2 separate regions of the Homo sapiens genome follow, and region 2 is linked to region 1. Evidence: read pairs that join two places in POLR2A ChIA-PET (ENCODE). Cell type or tissue: GM12878. All regions are shown on one strand. Links, peaks and the distances in the headings refer to the core of each region. The heading gives the core; the rest is flanking DNA.

The links. ChIA-PET counts read pairs that join two places held together with the same protein. Peaks named below come from ENCODE experiments on the same cell type or tissue, not always from the same donor. Only the 100,000 strongest peaks of a DNase experiment are listed, where the experiment ranks them.
Region 2: POLR2A ChIA-PET joins it to region 1 with 5 read pairs; 2 of 35 experiments call an interaction of 5 or more read pairs at or near these places.

Annotation. Positions count from the first base shown.
Region 1 is chr19:2,256,374-2,265,369 of GRCh38, reverse strand. JSRP1 (junctional sarcoplasmic reticulum protein 1) reads left to right here and starts at 8,953. Exons shown (of 7, transcript NM_144616.4): 1 at 8,953-8,987. RefSeq lists an enhancer at 4,746-4,885. In GM12878, for the core only: a CTCF peak has its summit at 3,369 (motif pointing right); a DNase peak (open chromatin) is centred at 4,888; H3K4me3 peaks cover 281 bases; H3K27ac peaks cover 1,249 bases.
Region 2 is chr19:2,177,552-2,186,547 of GRCh38, reverse strand. DOT1L (DOT1 like histone lysine methyltransferase) reads right to left here. Exons shown (of 28, transcript NM_032482.3): 2 at 5,792-5,835; 3 at 619-693. Among named protein-coding and RNA genes, the nearest start is that of DOT1L, 18 kb to the right of the region's middle. RefSeq lists enhancers at 3,363-3,452, 3,643-3,802, 5,275-5,858. In GM12878, for the core only: no CTCF peak of the experiment used is centred there; a DNase peak (open chromatin) is centred at 3,427; H3K27ac peaks cover 1,219 bases.

The sequences.
Region 1 (8,996 bases), core at 224-8,223:
GGAGGCTGAAGCAAGAAGATCGCTTGAGCCCAGGAGTTGCAGACCAGCCTGGCCAACATAGCAAGACCCTATCTCTAGGTTCTCACTTTGTTGAGAATTTTAAAAACTTCTAGAAATTTTAAAAAATTAAAAAAATTTTAATTAGCTGGGATTGGGTGGGCATCTGTGATCCCAGCTACTTGGGAGGCTGAACCAAGAGGATCACTTGAGCCCAGGAGGTCAAGGCTGCAGTGAGCTGTGATCACACCACTGCACTCCAGCCTGGGGGACAGAGCAAGACACTGTCTCAAAAAAAAATGAAAGCAAGCAGGAAAATGGCCAAGCGTGGTGGCTCACGCCTGTAATCCCAGCACTTTGAGAGGCCAAGGCAGGCGGATCACGAGGTCAGGAGATCGAGACCATCCTGGCTAACACGGTGAAACCCCGTCTCTACTAAAAATACAGCAAAAATTAGCCGGGTGCGGTGGTGGGTGCCTGTAGTCCCAGCTACTCGGGAGGCTGAGGCAGGAGAATGGTGTGAACCCAGGAGGCGAAGCTTGCAGTGAGCCGAGATCGCGTCACTGCACTCCAGCCTGGGTGACAGAGAGAGGCTCCATCTCAAAAAAAAAAAAAAAAAAGAAAAATCAGGAAAATAAGGCAGAATCTGGGCCTCCTTTTCTCCATGTGTTCCTGCCTGGCATTATATTCAAGCCTGGCTCTGTCTCCTGAAGAAAAACTCAGAAGGCGCTTGAACTCTTTTGAGCAAACAGTGTGGGGAAGAAAAAGGGAAGTAAACAAGAACCGGCCTTTTTTTTTTTTTTTTTTTGACATGTCGCACAGGCTAGAGTGCAGTGGCCACTCACTGCAACCTCCGCCTCCTGGGGAACCGACCATTTTTTTTGAGACGGAGTCTTGCTCTGTCACCCAGACTGGAGTGCAGTGGCGTGATCTCGGCTCACTGCAACCTCCACCTCCCAGGTTCAAGCGATTCTCCTGCCTCGGCCTCTCAAGTAGCTGGGATTACAGGCACAGGCCACCACGCCTGGCTAATTTTTGTATTTTTAGTAGAGACGGAGTTTCACCATGTTGGCCAGGATGATCTCGATCTCTTGATCTCGTGGTCTGCCCGCCTCGGGCTCCCAAAGTGCTGGGATTACAGGCGTGAGCCACCGCGCCAGGCTGAACCAACTTTTTTTTTTTTTTTTTTTGAGACGGAGTCTTGCCCTGTCGCCCAGGCTGGAGTGCAGTGGCACAATCTCGGCTCACTGCAACCTCCGCCTCCCGGGTTCACACCATTCTCCTGCCTCAGCCTCCCAAGTAGCTGGGACTACAGGTGACCCCCACCACACCCGGCTAATTTTTTGTATTTTTAGTAGAGACGGGGTTTCACCATGTTAGCCAAGATGGTCTCGATCTCTTGACCCCATGATCCACCCGCCTCGGCCTCCCAAAGTGCTGGGATTACAGGCGTGAGCCACCGCGCCTGGCCTCCAACTGACCATTTGTAATGTGCACCGTGCAGCCTGCAATAAGCTCAGGCCACAAGGAGGCTGTGCAGGGCCAGGGTTTGGCCACAAAGCCGCAGAGGCATCTGCTGCTGGGTGATAAAGCAGGACCCACAGCCGTGTGGGCAGCCTCAGGATGAGCTGGGCAAACACACATGGAAAAGCGAGGCCCCCAAGTAAACAGGGCTTATCTCGAGCAAGTTGTTGTTTTTCCCTTTACCGTACTTATATTTCTTTTTTTTTTCTTTCAGACAGAGTCTCCCTCTGTCGCCCAGGCTGGAGTGCAGTGTCACGATCTCAGCTCACTGCAAGCTCTGCCTCCTAGGTTCACGCCATTCTACTGCCTCCACCTCCTGAGTAGCTGGGACTACAGGCACCCGCCACCATGCACGGCTAATTTTTTGTATTTTTAGTAGAGACGGGGTTACACTGTGTTAGCCAGGATGGTCTCAATCTCCTGACCTCGTGATCCGCCCGCCTCGGCCTCCCAAAGTGCTGGGATTACAGGCGTGAGCCACCGCGCCCGGCCTCTTTTTTTTTTTTTGAGATGGAGTTTCACTCTGTCCCCCAGGCTGGAGTGCAGAGGCGCCATCTCAGTTTACTGCAACCTCCACCTGCCAGGTCCAAGGGATTATCGTGTCTCAGCCTCCTCAGTAGCTGGGATTACAGGCGTGCACCACACGGCTGGCTAATTTTTGTATTTTTAGTAGAGATGGGGTTTCACCATGTTGTCCAGGGTGGTCTGGAACTCCCAACCTCAGGTGATCCGCCCGCCTCGGCCTCCCAAAATTCTGGGATTACAGGGGTGAGCCACCGCGCCCAGCCTATATTTCTTATGGTTTTGCCCCTTGCTATAATTTTCAGGATTTTATTTTGCAGTATTTGTCATGTTTATTTTATTGTATTTTTGTAGAGATGGGTTTTCACCATGTTGCCCAGGCTGGTCTCAAACTCCTGGGCTCAGGTGATCCTCGTGGCTCAGCCTCCCAAAGTGCTGGGATTACATGTGTGAGCCACCGTGCCTGGCCTAATGCATTCACAAAGGTTTGTTATAGAAAAAGGAAGAAAGCTTTATGCGCAGAGCATCTGAACCTCATTCTCTGCGGCTCTTCAGTATTTCCTGCCCCACATTGTCCATGTCTCTATTTTCATGGAGTTTGACCTTTACTTTTGTAAATTTTTTTTTTTTGAGACGGAGTCACCCAGGCTGGAGTGCAGTAGCGCAATCTTGGCTCACTGCAACCTCTGCCTCCCGGGTTCAAGCACTTCTCTGCCTCAGCCTCCCAAGTAACTGGGATTACAGGTACCTGCCACCACGCCTGGCTAATTTCTTTTGTATTTTTAGTAGAGATGGGGTTTCACCATCTTGGCCAGGCTGGTTTTGAACTCCTGACCTCGTGATCCACCCGCCTCGGCCTCCCAAAGTGCTGAGATTACTGGCGTGAGCCACCACGCCCAGTCGTAAAATTGTTTTTTATTGTTTTTCTTTTCTTTTTTTTTCTTTTTCTTGTACAGACAGGGTCTTGCTACGTTGCCCAGGCTGCTCTTGAACTCCGAGCCTCAAGTGATCCACTTGCCTCGGCCTCCCAGGTGTGAGCCACTGTGCCCAGCCCTATCTCTTTAAAAAACAAAACAAAACGGGCCAGGCATGGTGGCTCACACCTATAATGCCAGCTCTTAGAGAGGCAGAGTCAGGAGGATAGCTTGAGTCCAGGAGTTCAAGACCTGCCTGGGCAATATAGCAAGACCCCCATTCAAAAATAAATAGATGAATAAAATTTTTAAAATAAATAAATAAATACAAAACAAAAAAATTGTAAACACACCTGCAAACCAGGAAAGGTCTATTTCTTGTTCTTGCTCCATGAGCTTCTCAGGCCCTAGGGGGCGCTGCTCACCTCCCCTGCCATCTTGAACGTCACTATGGCCAAGAGAGGAAGACCCTGGAAGATCTCACACTAGCAATTAAATGCCCCAGCCTAGAAGTCACCCCAGGAAAGGAGCCACCTCTCCCTGAGAACAAGTAGGGTGGACACAAATGAAACTGGTGTGCTGCCCTGGCAGAGGCAGGAAGTTGGCCACTGCCCAGCACTCCCCACAGTTCTCAACCTCCTGCCTCAGTGGCCCATGCTGAGGGTCCCCTGGGGGTTTCCCACTCAGGTGTTTTGTGTTCCAGAGGCTGGAAGGACCCTGCTGTGGGGGGTGTCACCATTGGGCTTCCACGGGGTGCGGAATCTCACAGCCTCAGTGGCTTCCGCACCTTTGTCATGGCAGCGATAACAATATGAGTACACAGCTCAAGCTGTGTACAGGAGCCAAGCACCTGTCCCCGTGCTTGGCTTAATGCTCACAAGGACCCCAGGAGGTGGGGTCTCCATTTTATTTCCATTTTACAGGAAAAGAAACTGTGGCACAGCCAGGCAGCAGTGGAGTCAGGGTCAGAATCTGAGTCGTCTCCATCCAGAGTCAGTGCCCTCAGCTGACACTGTTCTTCACAAAATTAGCAAAAATAGGCCGGGTGTGGTGGCTCATGCCTGTAATCCCAGCACTTTGGGAGGCCGAGGCAGGAGGATCACCTGAGGTCAGGAATTCAAGACCAGCCTGGATGACATGGCAAAACCCTGTCAGTACTAAAAATACACAAATTAGCTGGGTGTGGTGGCATGCACCTGTAATCCCAGCTACTTGGGAGGCTGGGGCAGGAGAATCACTTGAACCTGGGAGGCAGAGGTTGCAGTGAGCCGAGATTGTGCCACTGCACTCCAGCCTGGGCAGACTCAGTCTTAAAAAAAAAAAAAAGTCCAGGCCGGGCTCAGTGGCTCACACTTGTAACCCCAGCACTTTGGGAGGCCGGGGCAGGTGGATCACTAGGTCAGGAGTTCAAGATCACCCTGGCCAACATGGTGAAACCCCATCTCTACTAAAGATACAAAAAATTAGCTGGGCATGGTGGTGCGCACCTGTAATCCCAGCTACTTGGGAGGCTGAGGCAGGAGAATTGCTTGTACCCAGGAGGCAGAGGTTGTAGTGAGCCGAGATTGCGCCATTGCACTCCAGCCTGGGCAACAGGGCTGGACTCCGTCTCAAAAAAAAAAAAGATAAAAAAAGAAAGTCCCACAGAGGCCCCGTGTCCAGGCTTTGCTTCTGGGAAAGCTGAGCCTTCCAGGAAAGGAATGCAAAGGGAGACACTATGAGAATAAGAAGGTGAAAATGCTGTTGAGGCTGGGCGCGGTGGCTCACGCCTGTGATCCCAGCACTTTGGGAGGCCAAGGCAGGAGGATTGCTTGAGGCCAAGGGTTTCAGACTACCCTCGCTAACATAGGGAGACCTGGTCTCTTAAAAAAAAAAAAAGCTATTTATTTTGACCAGAGAAATGCAAATCGAAACCACAATGAGATCATGCCGTTCACACCCACTAGGCTGGCAATAAAAACACAAACAAAGAAACTGGAAAATGACGAGTTGGACGTGGAGAAGTTGGAACGCTCCTGTATGGCTGCTGGGCAGGTAAAACAGTTCAGTCGCTTTGGAAGAGAGACTGGTGGCTCTTCAAAAAGTTAAGCATAGAGACAGGGCGTGGTGGCTCACACCTGTAATCCCAGCATTTCAGGAGGCCAGGGCCGGTGGATCACTTGAGCCCAGGAGTTCGAGACCAGCCTGGGCAACATGGTGAAACACCATCTCTACTAAAAATGCAAAAATTAGCAGCTGGGCGCAGTGGCTCACGCCTGTAATCTCAGCACTTTGGGAGGCCGAGGCAGGTGGATCACCTGAGGTCAGGAGTTTGAGACCAGCCTGGTCGACATGGCAAAACGCTGTCACTACTAAAAATACAAAAATTAGCTGGATGTGGTGGCAGGCACCTGTAATCGCAGCTACTTGGGAGGCTGGGGCAGGAGAATCACTTGAACCCGGGAGGCAGAGGTTGCAGAGAGCCGAGATTGTGCCACTGCACTCCAGTCTGGGTGACAAGAGCGAAACTCCATCTCAAAAAAAAAAAAAAATTAGCTGGGCATGGTGGCATATGCCTGTAATCCCAGCTCCTCAGGAGACTGAGGCAGGAGAATCGCTTGAGCCTGGGAGGCAGAGGTTGCAATGAGCAGAGATGGCCCCACTGCACTGGAGCCTGGGCCACAGAGTGAGACTCTGTCTCATAAATAGAAAATAAAAAATTAGCTGCGTGTGGTGTCAGGCACCTGTGGTCCCAGCTACTCAGGAGGCTGAGGTGGGATGACCACCTGAGCTGAAGAGGCTGAGGCTGTAGTGAGCCCTGATTGCGCCAACGCATGCCAGCCTGGGTGACGGAGATGAGAGCCTGTCTCAAAAAACAAACAAATGAAATCATATTTTGCAGCAACATGGATGGAGCTGGAGATCATCATCCTAAGTGAAATGACTCAGCAACCACCACCCCTGTCTTATTCCAGAACATTCTTGTCACCCTAAATGAAGCTCCATCCCCATCAGCCATCACTCCCCATCCCCTTCCCAGCCCCGGCACCCACAAATCCCCTTCCTGTCTCTGTGAATTGGCCTGTCCTGGACATTTCTTTTTTTTTTTTTTTTTTTTTTTGAGACGGAGTCTCGCTCTGTCGCCCGGGCTGGAGTGCAGTGGCGTGATCTCAGCTCACTGCAAGCTCCGCCTCCCGGGTTCACGCCATTCTCCTGCCTCAGCCTCCCAAGTAGCTGGGACTACAGGCGCCCGCCACCACGCCCGGCTGATTTTTTGTATTTTTAGTAGAGACGGGGTTTCACCGTGTTAGCCAGGATGGTCTCGATCTCCTGACCTCGTGATCCACCCACCTTGGCCTCCCAAAGTGCTGGGATTACAGGCATGAGCCACTGTACCCGGCCCTGTCCTGGACATTTCATAGAAATGGGATCACATACAGCATGGCCTTCTGTGTCTGGCACCTCTCACCGAGCGTGACATCCTTAAAGTGCATTCACGCCATGGCCGCAGTCAGAGCCTCGTTCCTGTTCACGGCTGTGTCGTACTTCACCGTGTGGAAGGGCCACGCTGTGTTGATCCGTGTATCTGAGGATGGAACGCTAGAGCTGCCTACACCATGTGGCTGCGGAGAATCGTGCTGCCCTGAACTTGGGTGTGCAAATATCTGAGTCCAAGCTTCGGATTCCTTTTCGTAGATACCTAGGAGTAGAGTTTCTGCATCTTATGGTCATTCTATTTTAGCTTTTTGAGGAACTGCCAAGCTGTAATATACTTTTAGGAGGGGCCAAGCACTGTGGCTCACGCCTGTAATCCCAACACTTCAGGAGGCCAGAGTGGGCAGATCGCCTGAGGTCAGGAGTTTGAGACCAGCCTGATTAACATGGTGAAACCCCATCTCTGCTAAAAATATGAAAATTAGCCAGGCGCAGTGGTGCATGCCTGTAATCCTAGGTCCTCGGGAGGCTGAGGCAGGAGAATCGCTTGAACCCAGGAGGCAGAGGTTGCAGTGAGCCGAGATCGCGCCATTGCACTCCAGCCTGGGTGACAGAGAGAGACTCCATCTCAACAACAACAAAAAAACTTTTAGGAAGAAAAAATAAATCTAGGTTACAAACAAGATGTTCAGCCCTTCGCTAATTATGCCAGCTTTATAAAAATAAATATGGAACTAATAATAAAATCACAAGTTACAAACAGCGGAAAGAACATGTCAAACTATTAAACAGTGTCTGTTTGGGGGCGGGAAGATGACAGGTGCTTTACAGTTTTTGCTTTCAGCTTCTCTTTGTTTCCTGTTTGTCTCTGCCTTGTGTCATACAGAAAAAAATGAGAGCCATTTCTTTTTTTTTTTCTTTTTGAGACAGAGTCTCGCTCTGTCGCCCAGGCTGGAGTGCAGTGGTGCCATCTCGGCTCACTGCAAACTCTGCCTCCCGGGTTCACGCCATTCTCCTGCCTCAGCCTCCCGAGTAGCTGGGACTACAGGCGCCCGCCACGACACTCAGCTAATTTTTTGTATTTTTAGTAGAGACGGGGTTTCACCGTGTTAGCCAGGAGGGTCTCAATCTCCTGACCTTGTGATCCACCTGCCTTGGCCTCCCAAAGTGCTGGGATTACAGGCGTGAGCCACCGCGCCCGGCCGAGAGCCGTTTCTAAAGCGGAGGGAGTGGGGACCAGGGAACCCCAGCCCTTGCTTTGCTGAAGGCGGGCTGGCCTTCTGGGTCTCTTGGTAGTTCCTGGGGAGGCCCTATTCACTCAGAATTATTATTATTATTTGAGACAGAGTCTCACTCTGTCGCCCAGGCTGGAGTGCAATGATGTGATCTCGGCTCACTGCAACCTCCACCTCCCGGGTTCAAGCAATTCTCCTGCCTCAGCCTCCCCAGTAGCTGGGATTACAGGCATCCACTATCACGCCTCACTAATTTTTGTATTTTTAATAGAGACAAGATTTCACCATGTTGGCCAGGCTGGTGTCAAACTCCCGACCTCAGGCGATCCGCCCGCCTCAGCCTCCCACAGTGCTGGGATTACAGGCGTGAGCCACCGCGCCCGGCCATTCACTCAGGATTTTTAACACACAGGCCTCACCACCAAAATCCACTTCCCCTCTTCCCTCAGGACTCCCAGAGTCACCATGCTTTGCAGGTAGGGCTCAAACATCTGCCTGCAGGCCTTAGAATGTGCCTTTGGGGGCTGAGAGACCCCGGGTCCTCTCCAGAGCAGAGGCGTCAGGTTTCTCTGCATGACGGTGTGGGAGCAGGCAGTTCCGAGTGTATGAGCCTGCCAGAGCCACAGAAACAAATGACCCCAAATACAGTGGCTTTAAACAGCAGGAATGAATGCATTGCAGGGGCTCCCGCCTGGGATCCCAGCACTTTGGGTGGCCAAGGCGAGCGGATCACATGGATTACTTGCGGTCAGGAGTTCGAGAGCAGCCTGGCCAACATAGGGAAACCCTGTCTCTACTGAAAAAAAAATACAAAAATTAGTCCGGGTGCAGTGGCTCACGCCTGTAATTCCAGCAATTTGGGAGGCCAAGGTGGGCGGATTCCGAGGTCAGGAGACCGAGACCATCCTGGCTAACACGGTGAAACCCCATCTCTACTAAAAATACAAAAAAAATTAGCCGGGCGCGGTGGCGGGCGCCTGTAGTCCCAGCTACTCGGGAGGCTGAGGCACGGGAATGGCGTGAACCCGGGAGGCGGAGCTTGCAGTGAGTGGAGATCGCGCCACCGCACTCCAGCCTGGGAGACAGAGCGAGACTCCGTCTCAAAAAAAATTGAAAACTTACCGGGTGTGATGGTGCGCGCCTGTAGTCCCAGCTGCAGGCGCTACGTCTCCCTGGGTGGCAGTGGCGAGTGCTGAGTAGGAGCAATGCCCTGCCCTGCTGCAATGGCAGGGAAGGGTGGGGGACTCCCCGGCTGTGACCTCACTCCAGCGGGCATGCTGATTGGCCCACCCGCGGTCTCTGGCCACCTGTTGCCGTCCATCACGGGGCCACCCTCCCCATCCTCCGTCCTGTCCACAAGGCTCAGCAAAGCGGCTGGCGGGTAAGCGAG
Region 2 (8,996 bases), core at 425-8,424, 79 kb after region 1:
CACGACAGCACAGCCCTTGATGGAGGACTACTCTGTTGATTTCAGACTCAAGAGCTGAAAAAGGCATGAGCCTGGAATGTCTTCCTTGTCAAAGAAAAACAAAACACTTCCAAGCAAGCATTCCAGAGACAGCCCTGCCCCTCTCCACCCACAAGACCCTCCTCCGAGACCCAGGAGCTGCCAGGGCGAAATTGCTAACGCAGCCACAGGGCTGGAGACAGAGGGACTAACCAAACCCAGCTGAGATCTAAACAGAGCTGCCAAGCAGCCTAAGGCCGCCCAGGCCCTCCCAGCAGCCTCAGGCAGGAACGCGGACTTCTGGCCGTCAGCCGCCCGCTATAAAAAGAGCGATCACTAGCGCGGGCTGACTCCACACATGCCAATCCCACTTTCCACAACCGGAGTTTCCAATTCTGTCCGGCCTCTGACAGCCTTTGCCAAGAGTTGATAAACATTTCCTACCAAAATAACTTTATGGTGGCCACGGCCAACTCTAAAAGGAAATTTCAGATCAGCTTGCACCATCTAAGAAGAGCTAATTATAGGATGCGTCCTCCTGTCCTCCCCAAGAGCCGAGTCTGTCCTCGGAGCGGAGCGGCTGGACAGGACTCTGCTTACCTTTTGGTGTCATAGTCAATTAAAACGTAATTCTCCATAGCGAGCTTGAGATCCGGGATTTCTTCACAGACCCATCTGAAACACAGCAGCAGAAACGATCAGGAAGGGTTTGGTTTTTTTTGTTTTGTTTTGTGTTTTGTTTTTGTTTTTGTTTTTGTTTTGAGACGGAGTCTCACTCTGTTGCCCAGGCTGGAGTGCAGTGTCGTGATCTTGGCTCACTGCAAGCTCCGCCTCCTGGGTTCAAGCGATTCTCCTGCCTCAGCCTCCCAAGTAGCTGGGACTACAGGTGCCCACCACCACGCCTGGCTAATTTTTGTATTTTTAGTAGAGACCGGGTTAGGCCATTTTGGCAAGGCTGGTCTCAAACTCCTGACCTGAAGTGATCCGCCCACTTCAGCCTCCCACAGTGCTGGGATGACAGGTGTAAACAATCTTGAGTATTACCCCGCATGTTCTTAAACACTGCATCCTCTCCAACAGAAAACAAACATCCTTACCCCTCCACTCAAAGTGGAGAGAGAAGGGAGGCGTGACTTCAAAACGAAGGCTACGATGTTTACCACGAAGCTGTTACTGAATCACACAGGTATTACGTGGCTTCGAGGCCACACACCAGTGGCTCTGGGGACCTAAGTGAACTTATCTGCTACAGGGCTGGTCTAGGGACCCACTGGCCACATCAGAGCTCGAAAAGCAACTGACTGACTAGAAACTAAAGCCAACTGGTGCCGGGTGCGGTGGCTCACACCTGTAATCCCAGCACTCTGGGAGGCCGAGGTGGGCAGATCACGAGGTCAGGAGTTGGAGACCAGCCTGACCAACATGGAGAAACCCCGTCTCTACTAAAAATACAAAATACAAAAACACACTGGTGAATTCCATCAAACACTGACAAGACAAACACTAAACCTACAGAAACTTTCTCAGAGTTTTATGCAGCCAGCGTCATCTTGACACCAAAACCATAGAGACGCAAAGGGCTGGAAAGAAAGGACAAGAAAGGCAACAGCTGACCAACATCCCTGACCAACACACCCCACTATCCCTTAAAAACGTGAGGAAACCGCAGCGGCACCTCACAACCACACACAGCACCTCCTGGGGAGGAAAAGCTGCTTCACTCTAAAATTAGTCACTGCAATTCACCGAAGGAACAAGGACGGAGATCTGAGCAGCCCCGTGTGGGCGAGTACGGAAAGCCCACAGGACGGCATTCGGTGCCATCAGGACGGTACCCTCCAAGAGGCCAGAAATGGAAGGACACGCCTTCCGCTTGGAAAGGGCACGGGACCAGTCACTGAGCCGCTGTGACAGCAGCAGGCCCACCTTCCGCAGCCACCTGGCCTGCGGCTCTGCAGGAGGGGTCAGGGAGGGATGGGGGTTCGGCCTCTGCTCCCCAGTCCTCTTGACCTGCTAAGTCCAGCGGGCAGCTTCCCAGAACTCCGAGAGTAGCTTCATTGCCCCCTACCCCACGCCAAGTCCCCAGACTCCCCAACCAGCTGGCCAGGACCTGACCTCAGGTCCGGGTGCCCTCCAAGACCCTTCCACACTGAAAGACACAGCATCCTGTCAGAAGGGCTGTGGCATCCGCCCTCTGTGATTATTGGTGCCTCTCGTCACCCGTCCCCAGCATGGTCAACGCCTGCACACCTGGCCAACACCGGCAGGGGACCTCACAATGCAGATCATCAAAAGCCCCAGGCACCGAGCGAGGCCCCGAGAGCAACCCAAGCAAGGCCATCTGCAGTCACTTCTCATCACACTGTCCAGGAGGTTCCGGCCAGCGCAACTCGGCAAGAAAAACACTCAAAGCAGCAAGGAGCCTGAAAGGAGCGGCCGCACGGTCTTCACTCAGTCCCGTGGTTCTGCGCCACAGAGCGTGCTGAGGAATACGCGCGGACACCGCCAGAGCTCAGCAGGGGCATGGCCGATAGGCAAAAGGGAGCAGTCTTTACACATACTAGCAGCAAAGGATTGTCAAAATGCCACATAAAAAAGCACCAAAGGCCGGGCGTGGTGGCTCATGCCTATAATCCCAGTGCTTTGGGAGGCCGAGGCAGGCGGATCACGAGGTCAGGAGTTCGAGACCAGCCTGATCAACATGGTGAAACCCTGTCTCTACTAAAAACACAAAAATTTGCTGGGCATGGTGACGGGCGCCTCTAATCCCAGCTACTCGGGAGGCTGAGGAAGAAGAATCACTTGAACCCCGGAGACGGAGGCTGCAGGGAGCCGAGGATGCGCCACCACACTCCAGCCCGGGCAACAGAGTGAGACTCCGCCTTAAAAAAAAAAAAAAGCACTGAAGCAGGAATACCTGGGAGTGACACTGTTTAAACGCCCCTTTCCCCAAGCTGAACTGCAGGCTCAAACCAATTTCTAGAAAAAGCCCAGCTAGCTTTTCTGGAGAAATGGAAAGGCTGATTCTCAACGGACATCCAAACGAGGAGAGCCTAGGACAGCCCAATCATCTTTAAACAACAGCCCTCCCCACACTTCGGGAGGCCGAGGCGGGTGGATCACTTGAGGCCAGGAGTTTGAGACCAGCCTGGCCAAGGTGGCAAAACCTCGCCTCTACTAAAAATACAAAAATTAGCTGGGCGTGGTTGCAGGCACCTGTAATCCCTGCTACTCGGGAGGCTGAGGCAGGAGAATTGCTTGAACCTGGGAGGTGGAAGTTGCAGTGAGCTGAGATGGCACCACTGCACCCCAGCCTGAGCAGCAGAGCCAGACGCTGACTCAAAAAAACAACACCACTGTGGGAGGACGTGCTTGGGACACTGGCCGTATGGGGACTGAATGGTGTTTGCTGTGTAAGAACGTCGTCGGTGTTTCTAGAGGAAGTGAGACAGAAAAGGTCTGTGCAGCCACACCGTGAGAACCCTGGCCACATGCTGGGGATGCACGGGAGAAAGCAGCCTCTCCAGGTGGTGGGGGTTCGAGTTTCGAGGTCTCTGCCTACGTCGCGGATGCCCAGGTGTTGGTGCACGCCCCTGTGCCTGGACCCTGCTCCCTACAACGCTTAAGCTCCAGACTCCAGATGCGCTCCCCAGAAAACACACAAGGTTCAAACAAGACAGTCAGCTCCGAGCCCTGCAGAAGGCGAGCATGCAGCCAGAGAGGCACTCTCACCGCCACTGCCTGAGATCCGGGGGCCTGGGGTCTCCTCTGACCCCAGAAGTCTGTGCAGGCCCCTTCCCATGGGGAGCAGGTGCAGCTCCCCTGCTGCTGAGCACCTCCAGACACACTAGCAAGCGCCTGGTCAGAGAGGGGCTTCCACCCCTGCTGCACCGAGATCCTAACCCAGAGAGACCACGTCTGGGCAGCACTGGCAGAACCTGCACAGTCACAGCCCCGGGAAGCCACAGCCCTGGAGCACTCTTTCTTGTTTGGGTTTTGTTTCTTGAGACAGGGTCTCACTCTGTTGCCTGGCTGGAGGGCGGTGGCACAATCACAGCGCCACTGGTCTCAAGTGATCCTCCCACCTCAGCCCCGCAAGTAGCTGGGACCACAGGTGTGCACCACCATGCCCAGCTAATTTTTTACTTTTTTGTAGACTTGGGGTCTCATTATGTTGCCCGGCCAATCTCCAGCTCCTGGATTCAAGTGATCAACCCTCCCAGCCTCTCAAAGCACTGGGATTCCAGGTGTGAGCCACCATGCCCAGCTGAGCATTATTTATTTATTTATTTATTTATTTTTGAGATGGAGTCTCACTCTTATCACCCAGGCTGCAGTGCAGTGGCACCATCTTGGGTCACTGCAACCTCCGCCCCCTGGGTTCAAGCTATTCTCCTGCCTCAGCCTCCAAAGTAGCTGGGACTATAGGCACCTGCTACCTCACCCGGCTAATTTTTGTGTTTTTTTTTAGTAGAGACAGGGTTTCCCCAAGGTGCCCAGGCCAGTCTCGAACTCCTGGCCTCAAGCGATCTCCCTGCCTTGGCCTTCCAAAGCGCTGGGATTATAGGCGTGAGCCACCGTGCACAGCTTGAGCATTCTTAAAAAGACTGCCCGGCCCTCTGTGAGGAGCACCCACAGAGGCCCACGCCAGCAGAGTCTTGGCCCCCAGCTGCAACAAGAGAAACCCAGGCAGAGAGAGGCGGCTGGCCGCCAGAAGCATGCTGCAGCTGGGCTGGGGCTGGGGCTGGGGCTGGGGCTGGGGCTGGTGCTGGGCGGGGGCTGGGCTGGGGTCCAGCTGCCTGATCCAGAGCCCTCCCTCCAACCATAACACCAGACTTCTTTTACAAAGAACAGAGGGGCCCCTACTCCACTGCCTGGTCCACGGATCATGACATTAAAAAAAAGCAGATCCCACATTCTAAGCACGGACCCTGGGTCAGGCCCACCCTGGCCGACCTACACAAACGATTTCACTTAATCCTCAAACAACCTGGCCAGGGAGGTGCCGCTGGGCCCCAACACTGAACTACAGGGCCTCAGGAGCTAGGGGCCTGGCACAGAGCCACCCGGCCAAGAGGAGCTCAGCATGGCCCTTATGGCAGCTGCAGGCCTGGGCAGATGCTGGGCATGGGCACGGGCGGTGTCCTCACAGCCCAGTATGCTAAGGAACAGACCAGCAAGACGCCAGGGCCACATGGACACATGTGGCCTCCGTGCAGGTGCCACACAATGAGGGTTCTGACCCTGAGCACCTGAGACACGCAGAATGCCGGCCACCATGGGCAGCTTCCCAGTGGGCAGCAGAGAGGCACCCAGAGGGCCTCCCTGCACTGTTGCTGCAGATCCTGGAGCCCAGGCTGGAGCTTACGAGGACAGGACGGCCTCCGCCTCCTGCCCATCCAAGTCACCCCCAGAATGCTCCTCTCTGCACCCATGGGGCACAGACACAGGAGGCCGTCGAGGGCGCGTGAGGGTGAAGGTCGGCCCAAAACCCACAGCAGGGAGACTGACAAGGAGACAGAGGAAGGCAGGGCAACGCCCCTGGAGGACCCACTGGACACCCCAGCAGCTCAAGACTTCTGCACCCACTGGCCAGGAATGGAGCTGGGAGAAGCAGCTCTACCCGTCCCTGAGTCACCCCTGATCCGCTTCACAACACCTCCAGGAGTCCACCCCTGCAGGAGCCATCCCCACAACAGAATCTGCAGGGCACGGGTGTCCACGGAAGTGGCTCAGGGCTGTGAAGACAACACACTGCAGGCCGTGCACTCACCGGATGGTCTCGATGATTTCATGAGCAGCATCGTGATGTTTATCCTGAAACAGAGAGAGAAGTTTGAGACGCAGAGCCATCCTCCACCCCGTGAGCCCATCGCTCTCTTCCCGGACAAGCGATGCCGTCAACTTCCCATCTCTTCATTTCCCAACTGGTGCAGCTCCCAAGCCCACCACCCAGCGGGTACCACCAGAGACACTCCCAGACCCTGGACCACGAAGGGAACACAGACCTTGCCGGGGACCTATTCTGGCACGCTGTGTCCTACTACAGGCAGCGAGCAGGCAGCGGCCTGGGATGGAGTCTATGGCCCCCGGTCCTGCTCCTCTCCCACCCTAAAGCAAACGGCCGCCCCAAGCTCCGCTCCACATGTCTCCCCATTTTTTCCCTGGAGGTCAGTTGATCCCTCAACACAGCCCAAGTCCCTCAGACCGCGCTCCGCAGGCCCACCGGGAATTCTCCCGACGCTGCTCCAGCCAGGGAGCTCCAGCCTGGCTGGGAGTCCTGCGTTGGCAAAGGCCTGGTATGTGACCGCAGGTGATAGAGCCTCCACGGGGCCTGTTTCCCCAACTGTACCATGGGAAAAAAACCACTGGGCTAGCCCACGTGGGCGGCCTCGCCATAGCCCAGAACCTGCCACAACTAAAACCAAGGTCCTTGGCCTAACACAGATCCCTCCCCGTCCAGCACCCTGCCCTTCGCTCCCTCTACAAGGCCAATGTCAAAGGCAGGTTCACACCCAGCAGGGCCACCCAAGCCTCTCCGACTCCACACCCATCACCGAGAATCAGAGACCAAGTGCACGCCACCAGGACACGTGCACTTTCGTCGCGTCTGCGTGCTACTGTGCTGATATAAACCCACAACAGGCTGGGTGCAGGGAGCGAATCACTTGAGCCAGGAGTTCGAGGCCAGCCTGGGAAACAGCGAGAGCCCATGTCTTTTTTCTGTTTGTTTGTTTGTTTGTCGCCCAGGCTGGAGTGAAGTGGTGCAATCTCGGCTCACTGCAACCTCCACCTCCCAGGTTCAAGGGATTCTCCTGCCTCAGCCTCCCGAGTAGCTGGGATTACTGGCATGAGCCACCACGCCTGGCTAACTTTGTATTTTTGGTAGAGACAGGGTTTCTCCATGTTGATCAGGCTGGTCTCGAAATCCTTACCTCAGGTGATCCGCCCACCTCAGCCTCCCAAAGTATTGGGATTACAGGCCTGAGCCACCGTGCCCAGCCAGCCCATGTCTTTTTTATAAAAATGAACAATTTTTTTTTAAATCCCCAATAGGTAAACGCCAAAGCAATAAGAGTTGCAGACGCGATCCCCTGGATGCTGCAGTCCACAGGGCGCGTCAGAGGCCGCCCAGGCAGCCGTGCAGCCTCAGCGAGCCTCTCCCAGGCAGCCGTGCAGCCTCAGCGAGCCTCTCCCAGGGCAGAGAAAAAGCAACCAGCAGGGCACCTGTGGACACCACCTGACGAAACACAAGGCCAGCGTCATCACAGTGAGACACGCAGCCGCCACGAGCCTCCCAAGGCCCAGCGGGACGCAACCCCATCTGTGGGGCTCCTGCCAGGATGCAGAACCTCAGTATAACCCTGAGAGAAGCAGCCAAGCCTGACTGAGGGGTGCCACACAGAGACCCCAGCTGGCTCTCCTCCAAAGGCCAGACCATAGGAGACCCCCCCCCAGCTTTCCTTATGCACTGAGGGATCAGCCTAGATAGGGGAGACAGGAGACACAAGGGCTCATGGCAATGATGGGATGGGACGTATATGCCACTGAGGCCACAGCTCCGTCCACCTCCTGGTTCGGATCAGGGTACTGTGATGAAATAAAGCCACATAGAAAGTCTGTGCGGTGCTTTGCAACTTTCTTCTAAGTCTAAAACCACTTTAGGGGTTGGCGTGGTGGCTCACACCTGGAATCCCAGCGCTTTGGGAAGCTGAGGCAGGTGGATCACGAGGTCAGGAGATAGAGACCATCCTGGCTAACAAGGTGAAACCCCGTCTCTACTAAAAATAGAAAAAATTAGCTGGGCGTGGCCGGGCGCGGTAGCTCACACCTGTAATCCCAGCACTCTGGGAGGCCAGCTGAGGCGGGTGGATCACAAGGTCAGGAGATCAAGACCATCCTGGCTAACACAATGAAACCCCATCTCTACTAAAAAATACAAAAAGTTAGCCAGGCGTAGTGACGGGTGCCTGTAGTCCAGCTACTCGGGAGGCAGAGGCAGGAGAATGGCGTGAACCCGGGAAGCGGAGCTTGCAGTGAGCCAAGATCGCGCCACTGCACTCCAGCCTGGGCAAAAGAGCAAGACTCCGTCTCAAAAAAAAAAAAAAAAAAAATTTCAAAGTGAAGTGTGTTTTGGAGATTTTTTGTTTTTTTTTTTTTTCTGGTAGAGACAAGGTTTCACCATGTTGGCCAGGCTGGTCTCAAACTCCTGGCCTCAAGTGAGCTGTCTGCCTTGGCCTCCCAAAGACATGGTGAAACGCCATCTCTACAAAAAAATACCAAAAAAAAAAAAAAAATGGCCAGGCATGGTGGTTCACACCTGTAATCCCAGCACTTTGGGAGGCCGAGGCGGGTGGATCACTCGAGGTCAGGAGTTCAAGACCAGCCTGGCTAACACAGTGAAACCCCATCTCTATGAAAAATACAAAAAAAAAAAAAATTAGCTGGGCATGGTGGTGCGTGCCTGTAATCCCAGCTACTCAGGAGGCTGAGCCAGGAGATTCACTTGAACTCAGGAGGCAGAGGTTGCAGTGAGCTGAGACTGCACCACTGCACTCCAGCCTGGGATACAGAGTGAGAATCCATCTCAAAAAAAAAAAAAATTGCTAGGTGTGGTGGCACACACCTGTAATCCAAGATACTCAGTGGCTGAGGCAGGAGAATCTCTTGAACCCAGGAAGCAGAGCTTGCAGTGAGCCAAGGTCGCACCACTGCACTCCAATCTGGGCAGCAGAGTGAGATTCCAGCTCAAAAAAAAAAAGGAAAAAGAAATAGGAGGAGGCAAGAGCCGGGGCTGGGCAGAGCGGAGAGCAGGGCTGGCGAGGGTTGGCGAGGGAGCAGGCAGAACTTGCAGGCCCCGGACAAAGTGAAAATAGGGTCCCTTGCTCAAAGGTGGCTAAAGAACTTCAACACGAGCTGGGCGCAGATCATGAGGTCAGGAATTCGAGGCCAGCCTGGCCAACGTGGCGAATACTAAT